Regions from separate parts of the Homo sapiens genome. Here region 2 is linked to region 1. A link is an interaction called in ENCODE POLR2A ChIA-PET data of the cell type or tissue named here. Cell type or tissue: PC-9. All regions are shown on one strand.

Region 1 (8,000 bases):
TAATATAACCACAGTATAATTATCAAAACCAGGAAATTAACATTGATACAGAATTATGATCTAATGTTTAGACCTTATTCGCATGTTGCCAATTATCCCAATACTGTCCTTTACCAAAAAAAAAAAAAAAAAATCCCTCTGGTTCACGCCAAATCCAGGATCACATGTTGCATTAAATTGTCATAGCTCTTTAGTCTCCTTTAATCTATAACAGTTCCTCAGGCTGTCATTCATTGTCTGTTATAACCTTGACATATTTAAAGAGAATAAGCCAGTTATTTTGTACAGTGTCCCTCTGGACATTTAGATTTGTCTGATGTTTACCTATGATTAGACACAGGTCATGCATTTTTGGCAGGAATCCACAAAAGAGGTATGTTCTTCTCAATACAATAAATAGACACATGTCAGTTTGTCCCATTATTGATGATGTAAACTTTATTACCTAAGATGGTGTCTGCCAGGTTTTTTATTGTAGTTTCTACTTTTATCTTTGTAGTTGTTAAGCATTTTGTGAAGAGACACTTTGAGACTATATAGATATCCCAATCATCAAACTTTCACCCCATAGTTTTAGCATCCATTGATGATTCTTGGCTGAATCAATTGTTTGACAAATGGTGATTTTCTACCTATGTAATTCCTTCTACATTTATTAGTTGGCATTCAACTTTAGGGAAGCACTTTTTCTTTCTTCCTTGTTAGTGGGGACTCACTGATTCCTATTTTCTTCAGTGGGTTATGATCCCTTATTATCACTTTATTTTGATGCTCAAATTGTCTCAAATTTGGTCACTGGGAGCCCCTTGAAGTTGACTCCTGTATCATTTTAACATGCCCCCATTACTTTTTGAGCCGTTCCTTACTTTCTACAACAAGGTGCTCCCAGTTCATCTTTTTTTTTTTTTTAATAATTGCCACAAGGGTATTTAAAATGAGATCTACCTTCTCAACAAAATGTAGTATTAACTATAGACATGATATTGTTCAGCAGATCTCAAGAATTTCTTCATCTCACATAAATGTAACTTTATACTCGCTGAATAGCAACGCCATCTCTCTCTTCTAACAGCCCCTAGGAACCACCATTCTATTCTGTTTCTATGAGTTTTAACTATTTTAGATACTTTATATAAGTAAAATCATGCAGTATTTGTCCTTCGGTGACTAGCTTATTTCACTTAGCATAATCTCTTCAAGGTTCATCTCTATTATTGCATATGACAGCTATTTCCTTCTTTTTAAAGGTTGAATAATAGTCCATTGTATGTATATACCATATTTTATCTATTCATCTGTAGATAGACATTTACGTTGTTCCTACATCTTGGCTATTGTGAATAGTGCTGCAATGAACACAAGAGTGCAAATATCTCTTCTATATCCTGATGTCAATTCTTTTGGATAAATGCCCAGAAGTAGAATTGCTGGGTGATATAGTTCTATTTTTAATTTGGTGAGGAATCTCCATATTGTTTTCCATAGTGGCTATACCATTTTACATTCCCACTGACAGTGTACAAGGGTTCCAATTCTTCCAAATCCTTGCCAATACTTGTTTTTGTTTTTGCAATAAGTCATCCTAACAGGTGTTAGGTGATAGCTCATTGTGGTTTTAATTTGCATTTCCTTGATGATTAGTGATGTTGAGCATCTTTTTATATACCTGTTGGTCCTCTGTACGTCTTCTTTGGAAAAATGTCTATTCAAATCCTTTTTTCATTTTTTAACCAGATCATGTGTTGTTCTGCTTTTGAATTACAGAAATTCCTTATATGTATTTTGGATATTAATTATTTATCAGATACATGGCTTGGATTTCTCCCATTCTGTAGATTGCCTTTTCACTCCATTAATCATTTCCTGTGCTGTGCAGAAGCTTTTTAGTTTGATGTATCCATGCTCTTGTTATATTACCCCTGCTCAGCCCTGGAGTTGGTCATTTCTCCAAGACACCATGACTCCTGAGTGGACAGTGGTACTTGGAAACCAAGATCTAGGTAATAGATGTGTTCTTTGCTATTGGGGCTTCCAATCTTTTTTCATATGCATTTTTTACTTAGTCATATTAACTAGATATTTGCAATTTTGAATCTTGTGTTTTCTACTTTTAAATCTTTTTCATATTAATACTCAAAAATGTTTAATGGTTGTATAATATTTCTTTCAGTGGAAATAATATAATATGGTCTTGGTTTGTTTCATATTTTTCATAATTAAAAAAACCTGGAATAAACCTTTCTACCTCTTGAAAATAGCCTTCTCATATTTAGGATTAAAAGGAAAATTATTTGGTGAAAGGTTATTGGCAATTTAATAACTCTTGATACAAACTGCAAAGCTGCCCTCCAAAAGGAGTGTCCTGATCACAATACAGGAGAATCAGTTTGCTTTATTTTACACTTACTTCTATGGGGTTATTATCATTAAACTTTTAATTTTGCTATTTGAGAATCATATAAGCATTTCTTGGTAGTCATATCTCCTACCAAGAAGTACAAGATAATACTGCCCTTGTAGAATGACTTAGAGTGTACTAAGGTCTTTCATTTCCACTTAATCCATACCCTGTTATTATTTCTGTGAGGTAGGAACCTAAATTTCAGGAAAGTGGTTTGTTCAAAGTCATACATCTACTAGGTAAAATGTCTAAAAGAAGAATGGACTCTGGCATCAGCTTTGTGAGTCTGAATCTTGATTCCACAGCTGTGTAACCGTTAGGAAGTTATTTGAACCCTCCAGCCCTCAATTTCCTCATGTGTAAAAGACGGATAATGGTACCTACCTCATAAGGATATTGCGACTATGAAATGGGTTATTCTATGTAATACATAAAAGCACTTAAGAGTAGTATCTGCCACATAAGTCCTATCTAAATGTTAGCTGCTGTTATCATTAAGACGGTGGCAAACTACGTGTTTTCAAAGGAACTAAATTCTGTTGCATGTCTACGCCAATTGTGTGATGGATGTTTTTACCGGGTTCTCTCATTTAACCTTCCCAATTCTTTGAGACAGAATTTTATGCTTGTTTCTGCCTATTTTGCAGCTTAGGAATAGTAAGTTCCGAGAAGTAAAAAGTAGTGGAATCCCAATGTGCAAATACCTGAAGCTAAGAGAGCTTAAGTCACTGGACCCAGCGGCGAAGGCTGGGACTTGAACCCCGGCCTGACCCGAAAGCCGGCGCTCTAGAGGGCTACGACGATTTAAACAGAAACACATCTAGAGACCAAGCGGCTGTGTTACGAAGGTAAGATTAGGTGTTTCCTGCACCTCTGTCCCAGCACTTAAATGTCGCCGCACGGTCTCTTTTTTCGAGCAGAGTTTTACAAGTTTCTGGCCCGAAAACCCCCCTGTCCCTCTCCATCCCCACAGTGGACTCCTCAGGTCCTCAGCCCTCACCCGGCCCAGTTGAGATCCGGACATGACCATCTCTCGCAGCCTCAGAGAAGCCCAGACCGAGGTAAGTGAAGCCTCACAGAAAAAACAACCGCCGTGGGCTCCCGGACCTTCTTGGCCCGCCCCCCGAGCTTCCGCTTCCGGAAAGGATCACGCCGAAGGCCGCACTTCATAGTCTCCGACGCACCTCCAAACCCTTTCTCCTGCTCTAGGCCCAGCGCCTTGGACGTGCACAGTAGATCCCTCCCGGCTTCCCGGCTTCCCGTCTCGTCACCCTCTGGTAGGGGATGGGAGAAGCCAATAGCCGGCAAACGGGGCGGGGGCGAGGCATGGCTGGGGCGGGGCCGGGGCGGAGCCGCCGAGAAAAGGGTTAAGAAGCCGTTCCAGGGCTTGCGGTGGGGGTTCGGGACGAGGACCCGCCAGCGCCAGAGGAAGGGACAGGAGTAGGAGGCGGATAGGTTTCAGAAGGAATTGCGCGCAACTTTTTGGATTTTCGCTCTTTATTTTTAGTTTGGCATCGTGTGCCTTTTGGATGATTTTGTTCTTGATATTCTATAAAAATAAGACCTCCAGGTTGTTATCTTGCGTAGATGTGATGCCAATTTCAGAATTATTCCCTGTGGCCACTGATCTCAGAACGATGCTCGTTAGTTGGGATTTTGGGTTTACTTCCATGCGTACTTGTCTCCTCTTGTGTTGAGGTAATTACTTTTGATGAAGAATGACACAACATTCTTAGTATTGGCATGTGCACTCATTTTAATGAGGATTTTAGTCATTGGTTTTGGGGTTTAGGAATTGGGTTTTGGGTTGATGATTTAAATCAAGTTGAAGAGGGAGAACTCAGTTGATTCCATTTCAACTGTCGCCCAGGCTGGAGTGCTGTGGTGCCATCGCAGCTCAATGCAACCTTCGCCTCCCGGTTTCCAGCGGGATTCTCCTGCCTCAGCCTCCTGAGGAGCTGGGATTACAGATGCGCTCCACCACAGGCGGCTAATTTTTGTATTTTTAGTAGAGACGGGGTTTCACCATGTTGGCCAGTCTGGTCTCGAACTCCTGACCTCAGGTGATCTGCCCACTTTGGCCTCCCAAAGTGCTGGGATTACAGGCGTGAGCCACGATGCCCAGCCTCGTTTCTTTTTAATGGAGAAAAGAGCTACCCTTTAAAAATCTGTTACAATTAATGTCAAAGCCCAGGAACTAAAATATGTCCACCAATATATCACACACTTATCCTGAGTGATTTTAGGAAACTTGAGTATTTCACAGATTTAGTTTTGAATTAGATCAAACTGTGAAAACCTCTCCTTTCCTTCCCCAGCCCTCACATAACTTCATAACTTTCTAACATATTCACCTGAAATTAAGGGGTTTTTTTTTAGTTGTTGGTTTTTAAAAATTCATGTTGACTTTTCTTAATACATGTTTATTTTAGAAAATATAGATAAGCAAAAAAGGAAAAGACCACCCATAACCCCATTGCCCGTGAGTTATCACTCTGAACAGCTTGGTGCATTCCCTTCAAGATTTTTTCCACCTACGTATATATGTATAAATGTATTACAACAATATGAAATAATAGGTATTACTGTAACATGAGTGTTTTCTCTTAATATCTAATCAACATTGTTTCTCATTAATCTACAGTTATAAAATGGCTGCCTGGTGTTCCATGATTCATTTCCCTAGTGTTGGGAATGTTATGCCCCCACCCCACTTTTCATTTTGTTATTTGCTATTATAAATAATGTTGCAGTGAGCTGAGATCTGCAAATGAACTAGAGAGTGGAGAGCAGAGTATTCTAAAGATGTGGAGACAGCATGATGCTGAGAAAGAGAAACCCAGAGAGGCTCTTGCTGCTGAAGTATAGACAGTGGGGATGGAAATGTATGTAGGGCCAGACTATACAGTCCTCATAGGCTACATGATTTGGCTTATTATCCTAAGGCCATTGGGAATATGTAAAAGTTCAAGCAGGGGGCACAGTGAACTGACTGGGGTTTTACAAAGATCCATGGCTGTAGTGTAGAGCAGGAATCTGAAATCTACAGTCCCTGGCTAAATTCAGTCTGCCATTCTTGGATACAGCCTGAGAACAATTTTCACATTTTCAAGTAGTTTTTTTTAAGTGAAAGGAATAATATTTTGTGATGTGAAAAGTTACCTGAAAATCATCTCAGTGTTATAAAGTTTTATTGGAACACAGTCACACTAATGTGTTTACACATTATCTGTGCTACAACTGCCAAAGTTGAGTATTTGTGATAGAGACCACCTAGCCGGCCAAGCCTAAGATATTTACTATCTGTGCCTTTACAGAAGTTTGCTGATCACTAGCATAGAGGATGCTTGAGGGAAAGGCAAGTATGGGTGTGAGCAAGTTCTCTCCTCCTGCATCCATTCTCTGTCCTCCCCTTGGACCGACATCAGTCAGACATGCCCTCCAGCTTCAGGTTCTGTTTAGTCGATAGAAGAGGGAGAGAATGGGATATTCCTGCTATCTCAGCACCATTTGGCTGATGCACTGGCCCTCTGCATCATCAGGGGAGCCCCTGGAGCTCCAGTCTTCTCACACTGTAATAACATGTCCTTCTCTTTGTCTCTTCAGTCTTAGGGATGATAACGGTTTGCTAGTCCCTGGGTGCCTCAACCCCCTTGTTGTTTTCCTTGTCCATTCTGTAAAACTTTTAATTATCTTCAAAACTCTAGATTGTCTTCTGTTCCCTTTGAGGACCAGATTGATAGAAAGTCCAGATGAAATATATTGGTTGCTGGGAGGGGATGAGGGGACCTAAGGGAGGTGGTGGTGAGGGAAAGTGAAGAGGACATATTTGAGAGATGCATAGGAGATAAAATGGAGAGGACTTGGTGATAGAGTTGGAAAGTAAGGCAGGGGGAGGTATTTGTTGACCCTGGTTTCTGGGTTTTGTATCTTGGCAGATGGTGGGAGAGGTCCACATTTAGTAAGGAAGCTTATGAACTCATTTCTCTCCAACATTTTATTATGAAAAAAATGCAAACCAGGAAAGTCATTTTTGGATTTGTTAAATTAGGGAGTACTTTGGCGTCATCCAAGAAAAGATGTCAAGTTAGCTACTGTATAGTTGAGTCTGGAGCGTGGCAAAGATGTGTGGGCTGCAAATACACCTTTCTGAGTTGCCTGTGGCTTCCGAACTTGCTCTCAAATTACTTCCTCAAGAAAGCTTCTCTATCCTGCCCCTGCAAACTAGCTGTGTGCCCCATGCTTCTACGTAGTAGCATCGTTTCTCACAATTATAAACTTGTGTTTAGTTATGTAATGTCTGTCTTCCTAAGTATAATTTAATCTCTCTAAAAGCAGGGACTTCACCTTGTTCAGAGCAGTATCCCCAGTGCCTAGCACAATCCTTGCACTTGTAGGAATTTCTGAATTATTTGTTGAATAAACCAATGAATCAACTATTGTTTGGACTGCTTTGGTGCATTGGGGCTGACAGCTACTTGAATGTCCGAGGCTCGGGATTATCCAGGACTAGCCCTTTGAGCTTGGTCCGGAGGTTTAGTCCTTCTAGTATCATGGATACACAACTCTGCTTGTCTATCCAGTCTTTCATAATTCAGCACATTGAACCAATTACTTTGCCAATTGGCTCACCTCTGAAGTGTGAAAGTCTCTGTTCAGGTTTGACCATGTTCCAGTTTATAGGAAATGACCAAAGTTGAAAGTATATGAAGATCTAAACTAAAAACACCGATTTATGGCCAGGATCTAAGATTCAAAAAGTAAGAGGCTGTGGATAAGAAGTCACATGTTGGGAGCGTGAGCTCAGTTCTGCTTGGAAAGATCTGAGAGACTGTGCTGTTGTCTTTCCTCAAGCCATTTAGTGCTCTCTGGGGCTATTTTGAACCCAAAGGTTCTTGGCCTTTTGAGATAATATACAACTTTGAGAAATTGCTCAAAGCCTTATAATTTTTTCTTCAGAAAAATGCTAATGAGCACATTTTGGAGACATGGTTACATATATAATGTTATCAGAGGCACTCAGGAGCCTCTCCAAGGATTTCAGGTTAAGATTCCTATTCTAACCTAATTCAAAACCAGCCTTCCACATTGGGGTGTCCAGCTCCTTCTGTTGCAGGGCCCTGGTGATCCTGGAAGTAGTTGGTTAACTAGGGATGGTAGGTCCCTGATGGAATAGCATCAAGGAGAGGAAGGGCATGGAGCATAGAGAAAATGGAATTGGGCCATAATCTTTGCATTTCCCACTGAAGCTTATATATCTGCAGTCTTCACTTTAATCAAAATAGCTTAATTTAGGAAAGAAAGAGCCCACTGTTTTTGCTTTATAAAATCCTGATTTTATTGCTTCCTGAAATTTTTTTTAAAGGAGAAATACAAACCATACGTTGCAAGGGCCTTCGTTTGACAGTTTAACTGGGGTCATGCTAGGACTGTATAGATATTGCTGATTATGATAGGAAAGCCAGTGGGATGGGTCTGACAAGGATCTGTTGGCAGCAAGAATCAAGGGACCCCCTTTGGAATGATCCCATCACAAGGAAGAAATGGTTGGGGACAATGTGTCATGTTTGTGAGTCAGTTGTGAATTTTAATACAGCAC
Region 2 (8,000 bases), 1.8 Mb before region 1:
TTTCTAATACTAGACACACATTAACTTTCTTCCAAAAGGACGAGCAAAAGATAAAAACTCAACAGAAATCTGAAAGACTCTGCAGCCCAAAGGAGGGGGGTATCCTGAGGAGGAGGCCTACATAAGACTCATAGAAGAGAGTCTTACATCATAGAAGACAGTGTTACATCATAAAAGACAGTCTTACATCAGAGAAGAGAGTCTTACATCATAGAAGATAGTCTTACATCATAGAAGAAAGTTCCACATCGTGGAAGATAGTTTGACATCATGGAAGACAGTTTGACATCATAGAAGACAGCCTGACATCACAGAAGATAGCCTTACATCACAGAAGACGGTCTGACATCACAGAAGACAGCCTTACATCACAGAAGACAGCCTTACATCACAGAAGACAGTCTTACATCATAGAAGACAGCCTTACATCATAGAAGACAGTCTGATGTCATAGAAGACAGCCTTACATCATATAAGACATCCTTACATCATAGAAGACAGTTTCACATCATAGAAGACAGTTTGGCATCATAATAGAGGATAGTCTTACTTCATAGAAGACAGTTTTTTTTTTTCTCCTGCCTCAGCCTCCTTAGTAGCTGGGATTACAGGAGCATGCCACCATGCCCAGCTAATTTATGTATTTTTAGTAGAGAAAGGGTTGCACCATGTTGGCCAGGCTGGTCTGGAGCTCCTGACCTTAAGCAATTCTCTCGCCTCAGCCTCCTAAGTAGCTGGGAGTATAGACACAAGCCACCACGCCCAGCTAATTTTTGTATTTTTGGTAGAGATGGGGTTTCGCCATGTTGGCCAGCCTGGTCTCGAACTACTGGCCTCAAGTGATCTGCCCACCTCGGCCTCCTGGAGGGCTGGGATTACAGGCATAACCCATCAAACCTGGCCAGAAGACAGCCTTATATCACAGAAGACAGCCGGACTTCATAGAAGATAGTCTAACATCATAGACGATAGTCTTAAGTCAGAAGATAGTCTTACATCATAGAAGACAGTCTTACTTCAAGATATTTAGAAAATTTCCAGTAACTTCCAACACACTTCAAGAAGACTTGGCCAGGCGCAGTGGCTCACGCCTGTAATCCCAGCACTTTGGGAGGCCAAGGCAGGTGGGTCACCTGAGGTCAGGAGGTTGAGACCAGCCTGGCCAACATGGTGAAACCCCGTCTGTACTAAAAATACAAAAATTAGCTGGGCGTGGTGGCAGGCACCTGTAATCCCAGCTACTTAGGAGGCTGAGGCAGGACAATCACTTCAACCCGGGAGGCGGAGGTTGCAGTGAGCCGAGATTGCACCATCACACTCCAGCCTGGGGGACAAGAGCAAGACTTCGTCTCAAAAAAAATGAAGAAGACTTGGCATCTATAAAATAAGACCCACTTATGCAGAGGGGAAGAAACTGACATCTGAAAAGATTCCGTGGGATCTAGAGCTTCTCTAATTATGGGGAAGGAGATTGTGAATAGAGAGCCCTTAGCCCGGTGCCTGGCCCATAGGCTCTCAAAATATGTTACTGTTATCATTCTTAAAATAAGTTATATTCACACACAACCTATTTTTCTAATGTTTTCCCTTATTAGGATTTATGCCAATTGGGGATTTTTAACCTGCAGTTTTAGCAATTCTGCCAAGCCAGGCCCTTCCCTGCCTCTCCCTAGACTCATGCAAGTTACAGAGTGAGACCCGAATGTGGCCTGGGAGCTGCTGAGCCAGCCAAGGGCCAGGGCGGCTGCCATTCTGCCACGTGCCTGGTCGACTCCGATTGCTTTATTTCTCTGGTGGAGCCACTGTGGTTCGCATGTTGGAGCTGGGAAGGGTTCCATCTGGCTCACAGCCAAGGAGGAATGGAGAATTCCTTCAGACTTAGGTAGGCTGACAATCAACATCATTGCTCCCAAGAAAAAATATTTTGAGTCATGACCCCTGGGTGGGATTGGAACCCTTCAGTTTCTGCCCAGATGTGCCTGCTTCATGGGAACCAGATGTGTTAAAAAGCAAAACACGGGCCAGAAAACCTGCCATGTGTGTAAAGAGGCTGTCTGGAGCAGTCTTCCCAAGGGCCCGCATAGCTTTGCATGTTCTCCAGTGGCTTGACTGAGGAAACCCTAACATGCACACGCAGGAGAGGCAGCCTAGAGAAGTGAACTGGTACCTACCGGCAGCTTTTCATCTTCAAAGCACTTCTGCAAGGCAGGGATTTTTTTTTTTTCTTTTGAGACAGAGTCTCGCTCTGTCACTAGGCTGGAGTGCAATGGCGCGATCTCGTCTCATCGCAACCTCCGCCTCCCGGGTTCAAGTGATTCTCCTGCCTCAGCCTCCTGAGCAGCTGGGACTACAGGCGTGTGCCACAACACCCAGCTAATTTTTGTATTTTTAGTAGAGAACGGGGTTTCACCATGTTAGCCAGGATGGTCTCGATTTCTTGACCTCATGATCTGACCTCCTTGGCCTCCCAAAGTGCTAGAATTACAAGCGGGAGCCACTGCGACCTGCCAAGGCAGGGATTATTATTCCTGTTTTCCAACTGAGGCACTTGAGGCTGTGAGTGACTTTCTCAAATAACAAGGCAGGGTTCATCACACAGCAATCCCTTTGCCATTACTCCAGCCTTTCTCGAACCCCTGTCCCTCAGATCTTAGAGATGCATGTGTGGACCACAGCAATGGACTTTTGGCTGTAGTCTTGGTCTGGGCAAGAAAAAAACGTGGATGGGTTGATATAACACAAGTATCTGAAAGCCAGATTGATAGATGTAAATTTCTAGAGAGAAGGACCTAGACATATAGATTTGAACTTAGTGAGTGGCCTCTGGGGGCCGGGATGCTGCATGTTTGTTCGTTTGTTTTTTGAGACAGAGTCTCGCTCTGTCGCCCAGGCTGGAGTGCAGTGGTGCCATCTTGGTTCACTGCAACCTCTGCCTACTGGGTTCAAGCAATTCTCCTTTCTCAGCCTCCCGAATAGCTGAGACTACAAGCACTCATCACCATGCCCGGCTGTTTTGTATTTTAGTAGAGACGGGGTTTCACCATGTTGGTCAGGTTGGTCTCGAACTCCTGACCTCAGGTGATCCCCCTACCTCGGCCTCCCAAAGTGCTGGGATTACAGGTTTAAGTCACTACTCCCAACAGATGCTGCATGTTAAAGGACTCATGCTCCTCTTGCCTTGAGGGCAGAACAAACACAAATGGAGCCGATGCAGTTCAAGGAATTTCCATAAAAGGCAAGGAAGGAACTCCGGGCCTCAAGAGTTTAAAACTGAGATAAACAGCCCATGTTAATATTTGAGTGTCCTGTTTCACAGTTTTGGGAGGAGGCTGGAGATGATATAATTATGGAGTTCAGTCCACAGCATGACATATGTAAAGCACTTAGCTCAATAAGCATTCCTTCCCTTTCGGGGTAGGGGTCGGGGTAGGGGGATCTTAGAGATGCACAGATACTCCCAATATAAACAAAACATAATCAACTGCAACCATGTAGAATCATCAGGACATGAAATGTGAGCTGAACTGTGGTTAGCCTGGAGGCTGCAGATGCTTCTCAGAGAGCTTTGAAGCAGGATGGCTCAAAGACAAACAAGAAGTGAGAAAGAAAGGAGGGAGAGAGGAGGCGGGGTGGCCCTCTAGTGCCTGGGACAGAGAGGTGTGCGGGAGGAGCTTTCAGGCTCCTTTAGGACTCTGATCTTTCAATGATCTGAAGAAAGCTCATACTGAAAGGTAAAGCTCCTCACACAGGGAATTTGGGAGTCAGGCTCTGCAGTTTTCTTCTATTTCTGGGAGCACTTATTTCAGCAGGGCATTTGCACCAAAGGAAGAGGAAGCCTCCTCAGACGCTGGGCCGGCCATACCCTAACTAAGCATGCACTTTGGGCAGGCACAGCACAACCTCAGCTGCAGTCTCAGTGGTACGGGTGGCATGGAAGACTGGGTGACATGGAGGACTGGGCCTCACCGCACTGGGGCCGGCTACCCCCTGGGGTTGCCATCAGAGCAAGTTCACACACCAGCCCACGGGGGAACTCGTGGGATCTGTCAGTGTGAGCGGAAGAAGGATCAGGCTCCTAGACTAGGGTCCCCCAGGAAGTGGGCAGGCTGGCTGGACTTCAGTAGGAGAACTGAGCTAGAAATCCAGGCATTCTGGTGTGGGGGAGGCAAGAGGCTGCGGGGCAGGCTGGAGTCAGGCTGTGCTAACGGGAAAATAGGGAGTCAGGGAAATTGTTTCCCATGCGACTTCCGTAAGGGCAGTGGACCGGGTCTCATTCAACTCAGGATTCTGAAGTGGCTTCACAAAATACGCTTAGTGTTCCTTACGGACGAAGGAAGGAAGAAAGGAAGGACTAACAGTGCCTTTATTTCAGGATTGTCCAATCTATCCCCCTCCCTCCATCTCATCTCCTGCTGCCATGAGGTCACAGTGGGAGTAAATCGTCCACGACAGGCAATGTAGTGTACTGGTTAAGAAAGGTCTTCAAATCAGATCTCTCTCCCTCCAAGCTTGGCATGTGTGCATTTTTAGCTAAATTCTTAACAGCTCCATGCCCAATTCCTAATCTGTCAAATGGCTTAGAATGTTACGTAATGCTGAGATCACACCTGGGGAGACGACAATGTTAGCTCATGTGGGTTGAGTGCTCCGATGCACGCTGGGCTCGTGTTTCACTCATTACCAATGTAATCATCACGGAGCCTCTGGGAGGTGTGTGCTACCATTAGTACCCACTTCACAGATGAGGAAACTGAGACATAGAGTGATTGAGTCACTTGTCACCTAGGCCTGCAGCCAGTCAGGGGCAGATCCAGGATTCAAGTCCAAAGAATCAGATTCCAGGGCCCCAGCCCACAGGATACTGCTTTTTAATCAGCGAGCACACTTACTACTAATCAGGGTGATTGTCACTTTACCCACCTTGGCGTAACCAAGGGCTTCTGATTTGTAGTGTTTTATGATAATAAAAAAATACATAGCTTGGAGGTGGGTGGCAGCATTTGTGCTAAAATATGCTGGATGCAAAGTTGTTCTGGGTCTGAGTTGTGCCCATTCTGAAAGGAGTATTAGATCAAAGAATGCTTACCTGTGCTGTGACTTTGTTTTATTATGGTTATAATTTTGTTTTCTTCTTGGAAAATGCCTCTATTAAAGGTCTGCCTCTTTCTTTCTTTTCTTTCTTTCTTTCCTTCTTTCCTTTCCTTTCTTTCCTTTCTTTCTTTCTTTTTGAGACAGGGTCTTGCTCTGCCACCCAGAGTGGAGTGGAGTGCAGTGGCGTGATCATGACTCACTGTAGCCTCCACCTCCCGGGCTCAAGTGATCCTCCCACCTCAGCCTTCCAAGTAGCTGCACCACCACACCCTGCTAATTTTTAAAATGTTTTTGTAGAGATGGGGTCTCACCATGTTGCCCAGGCTGGTCTCAAACTCCTGGCCTCAAGCAGTCTTCCCCTACTTTGGCCTCCCAAAATGCTGGGATTATAGGCGTGAGCCATCTCACCCGCCCCAAAATATGCCTTTTAAAAATAAGCTAAGATTGGGTTGGGTGTCAGGGATGATGAGTCTAATTCCCATTGTGTTCCCAAATCTCAAATTTTCCTTCCAGCCGTAGATGGGTCCCGGGCCTTTTCACATCCTAGCCCAGGGCTCCTGAAGCTGAGCCCACAGGGGATGATCCACAGCAGCTCCTCCCACCATGGCTGGGCTTTGCTCACACTCATACCCAGCTCCTCCTGGCCACCACATGCCTCAGGGCCTTGTGTCCCTTGGCATTCCACCCCCTCCTGCCCCACCTTTAATGCCCTTTGCACATCCCCCCACCCCTTTTGAGCCCAAGAGAGTTCCCACCTCTCCAGTGGAGCGTTTGGATAACCAGGTTCAGCTGCAAGCACAAGAAGCCTCTCTAGCCAGGCAAAGCAAAGGGATTTAACCTGGGGCATTGAGTGCTTTCAAAACTACTGGGCACTGCGGGAGTGGTCTGTAGGCCTCCGGGAATGCTTCATGACTGTTCCAGCCCACAGTTGTCTCTCCTATCTCTGATGCATTTCATTCATTCATTCATTCAGTGTTCATGGAGCAGAGGCAGTGCCGGCTGCTAGGGACAGGACACCAGGATGAATGAATAAAACATGATCTCTTCTCAAAGAACACAGGGCCTACACGCCCTGATGATGAACTCTGGATAAGAGCCATGAACAGAGTAATGCAGGGCCCCAGGAGGGTGCGCCTACCTCAGTGTTGGGGAAGCGTGGAAGGACTGCGGAGTGCGCAGAGGGCAAGAGCAGGCCTCTGCCCAATCATGGGGTCATAGACAGAGGGGGTGTGGAGGAACCACACGTCTTTCCCTGTGGTTGCAGTACAGGGTAGGGTAGGGGTGCCGGGACAGGTGACCAGAGAGAGGATAAGCTGGTCAGGGTGAGGGGCTTTTGGGGCATGACCTGACCATTACGTGGTGTTGTCTTATTATTTAATTACAGTGGTCAAGAAGGCAGACTTACCAGCCAGCCTGGCTGAGTTAAAATTCTGCTGGGCTCAAAACCTACTAGTTGTGTGACCTCAGGCAAGCTATCCAACCTGCGGACCTCACTTTTCTCATCAGTAAAATGGGGTAATAACAGTACCCACATCATGGGGGTGCTGTGAGGGTTAAATGAGTTGATATGTAATAACACACTTAGACCTGTATCTGGCCAAGGTGTCAGCTGTCAGCCCTGGATGTTATTTAATGCCTAACTCTGTACCAGGCAGCATGCTGGTGATTTTCCATAAATTCTCTCAATCAGTCCTCTCAAAGGCCCTCCCTGGGAGGCAGGCGTTATTGATCTGTTTTATTATACAAAGGAGAAGTCTATTTCTAGTTTCCTCTGAGATTTTAGCTCCTTCACTGGCTCTGTTCTATTTCTGTCTCCCGTGCACTGTCGCTGCAGGAGCCCTGCCAGAGACAGAGAGGAACCAAAGCCCCCTGGAACTCCAAGAGGAAGGACAAGTTAGATCTGGGCTTCCACAGAGCCATCATGCTCTCCTGCCTTAGTTACTGGAAAGGGATCCAACGCACTCTCACAAGCCCACACGCAGCCCGGACGGCAGACGTGCCGGTCAAATTTGTTAAAGTCATAAAATTTGGCAGGACGGAGTTTGGTAGAAGTGGAGGATGAAGTGAGGGATCCAGTCGAATGAGTGGGATGCTCTGGAATAAGCAAGAACCAAGAGCAGGCACTGCCTGGAGCGGCAGGCGATGCTCCCACCCCTCCAGCGAGGACACCCTCAGGGGTGTGGGACTAGTGTCCCCGAGGCTCCCCTCACCCAGGACTGGTGGCATCCCCACCTGCCTAGTGGTAGGAACAAACACTGTATCCCTCTGACCATACATTTCCTCTAACAAAATATTCATTTTCCTAAGAAAATGAACGGAACGTTCCTTCAGCTGGGCATTCCGTTCTTCCTTTAAGGGAGCCTGGCATTGCTTCGACAAGGGCAGGCAGGAAGGAGGCTAGCGTTTTCCCCTCTGCCAGCCGTTCCACGTGCTCTAGGGGACTGTCCGTTTAATTCTCTTGGCAGCCTCCTAGGGAGGCACTGTCATCTCCACTCTGTGGATGAGCAGTCAGGGGGCCAGCAAGTCCAGCCAAGTCCAGAGTCTGGCCAGAACAGGCCGGCCCCTTCAGTGGAGGTGAACCCCTTTCATCTCAGCTCTGGTCTCTGCCTTTCAAGGCAGCAGTGGCTGCTGGTGTATTGCAGGCGTCTTGCCCAGGGGGCTGGCAGTGACCATGAGAATGTGAGTTGTCCCTGGCCCTGAATCCTCCTCCTCATGCAGGAGGCGGGTGAGGCAGAGAGGATGGTCATGAAGGCAGAAGCCTCGATCCTGAGCCGCAGGGCCTCAGTGCACTTGCACACACATTGTCTCATTTTACCTCCAAACCCCGGGGAGGAGGCTGCAGTGTTCCTGTGTCTCAGGTGGAGAAACTGAGGCCCACAGAGGTCTAGGAAGCAGCTTGTGGGAGGGCC

The links. ChIA-PET counts read pairs that join two places held together with the same protein. Peaks named below come from ENCODE experiments on the same cell type or tissue, not always from the same donor. Only the 100,000 strongest peaks of a DNase experiment are listed, where the experiment ranks them.
Region 2: POLR2A ChIA-PET joins it to region 1 with 10 read pairs; 1 of 35 experiments calls an interaction of 5 or more read pairs at or near these places.

The regions. Positions count from the first base shown.
Region 1 is chr3:125,986,100-125,994,099 of GRCh38, reverse strand. It overlaps the pseudogene ALG1L1P. Among named protein-coding and RNA genes, the nearest start is that of ROPN1B, 21 kb to the right of the region's middle. In PC-9, no CTCF peak of the experiment used is centred here; a DNase peak (open chromatin) is centred at 3,589; H3K4me3 peaks cover 2,236 bases; H3K27me3 peaks cover 419 bases.
Region 2 is chr3:127,786,931-127,794,930 of GRCh38, reverse strand. The region is part of intron 2 of MGLL (monoglyceride lipase); the gene reads left to right. Among named protein-coding and RNA genes, the nearest start is that of MGLL, 32 kb to the left of the region's middle. RefSeq lists enhancers at 3,328-3,427, 3,353-3,955, 3,956-4,559. In PC-9, a CTCF peak has its summit at 3,635; DNase peaks (open chromatin) are centred at 3,210 and 3,600; H3K27ac peaks cover 1,792 bases.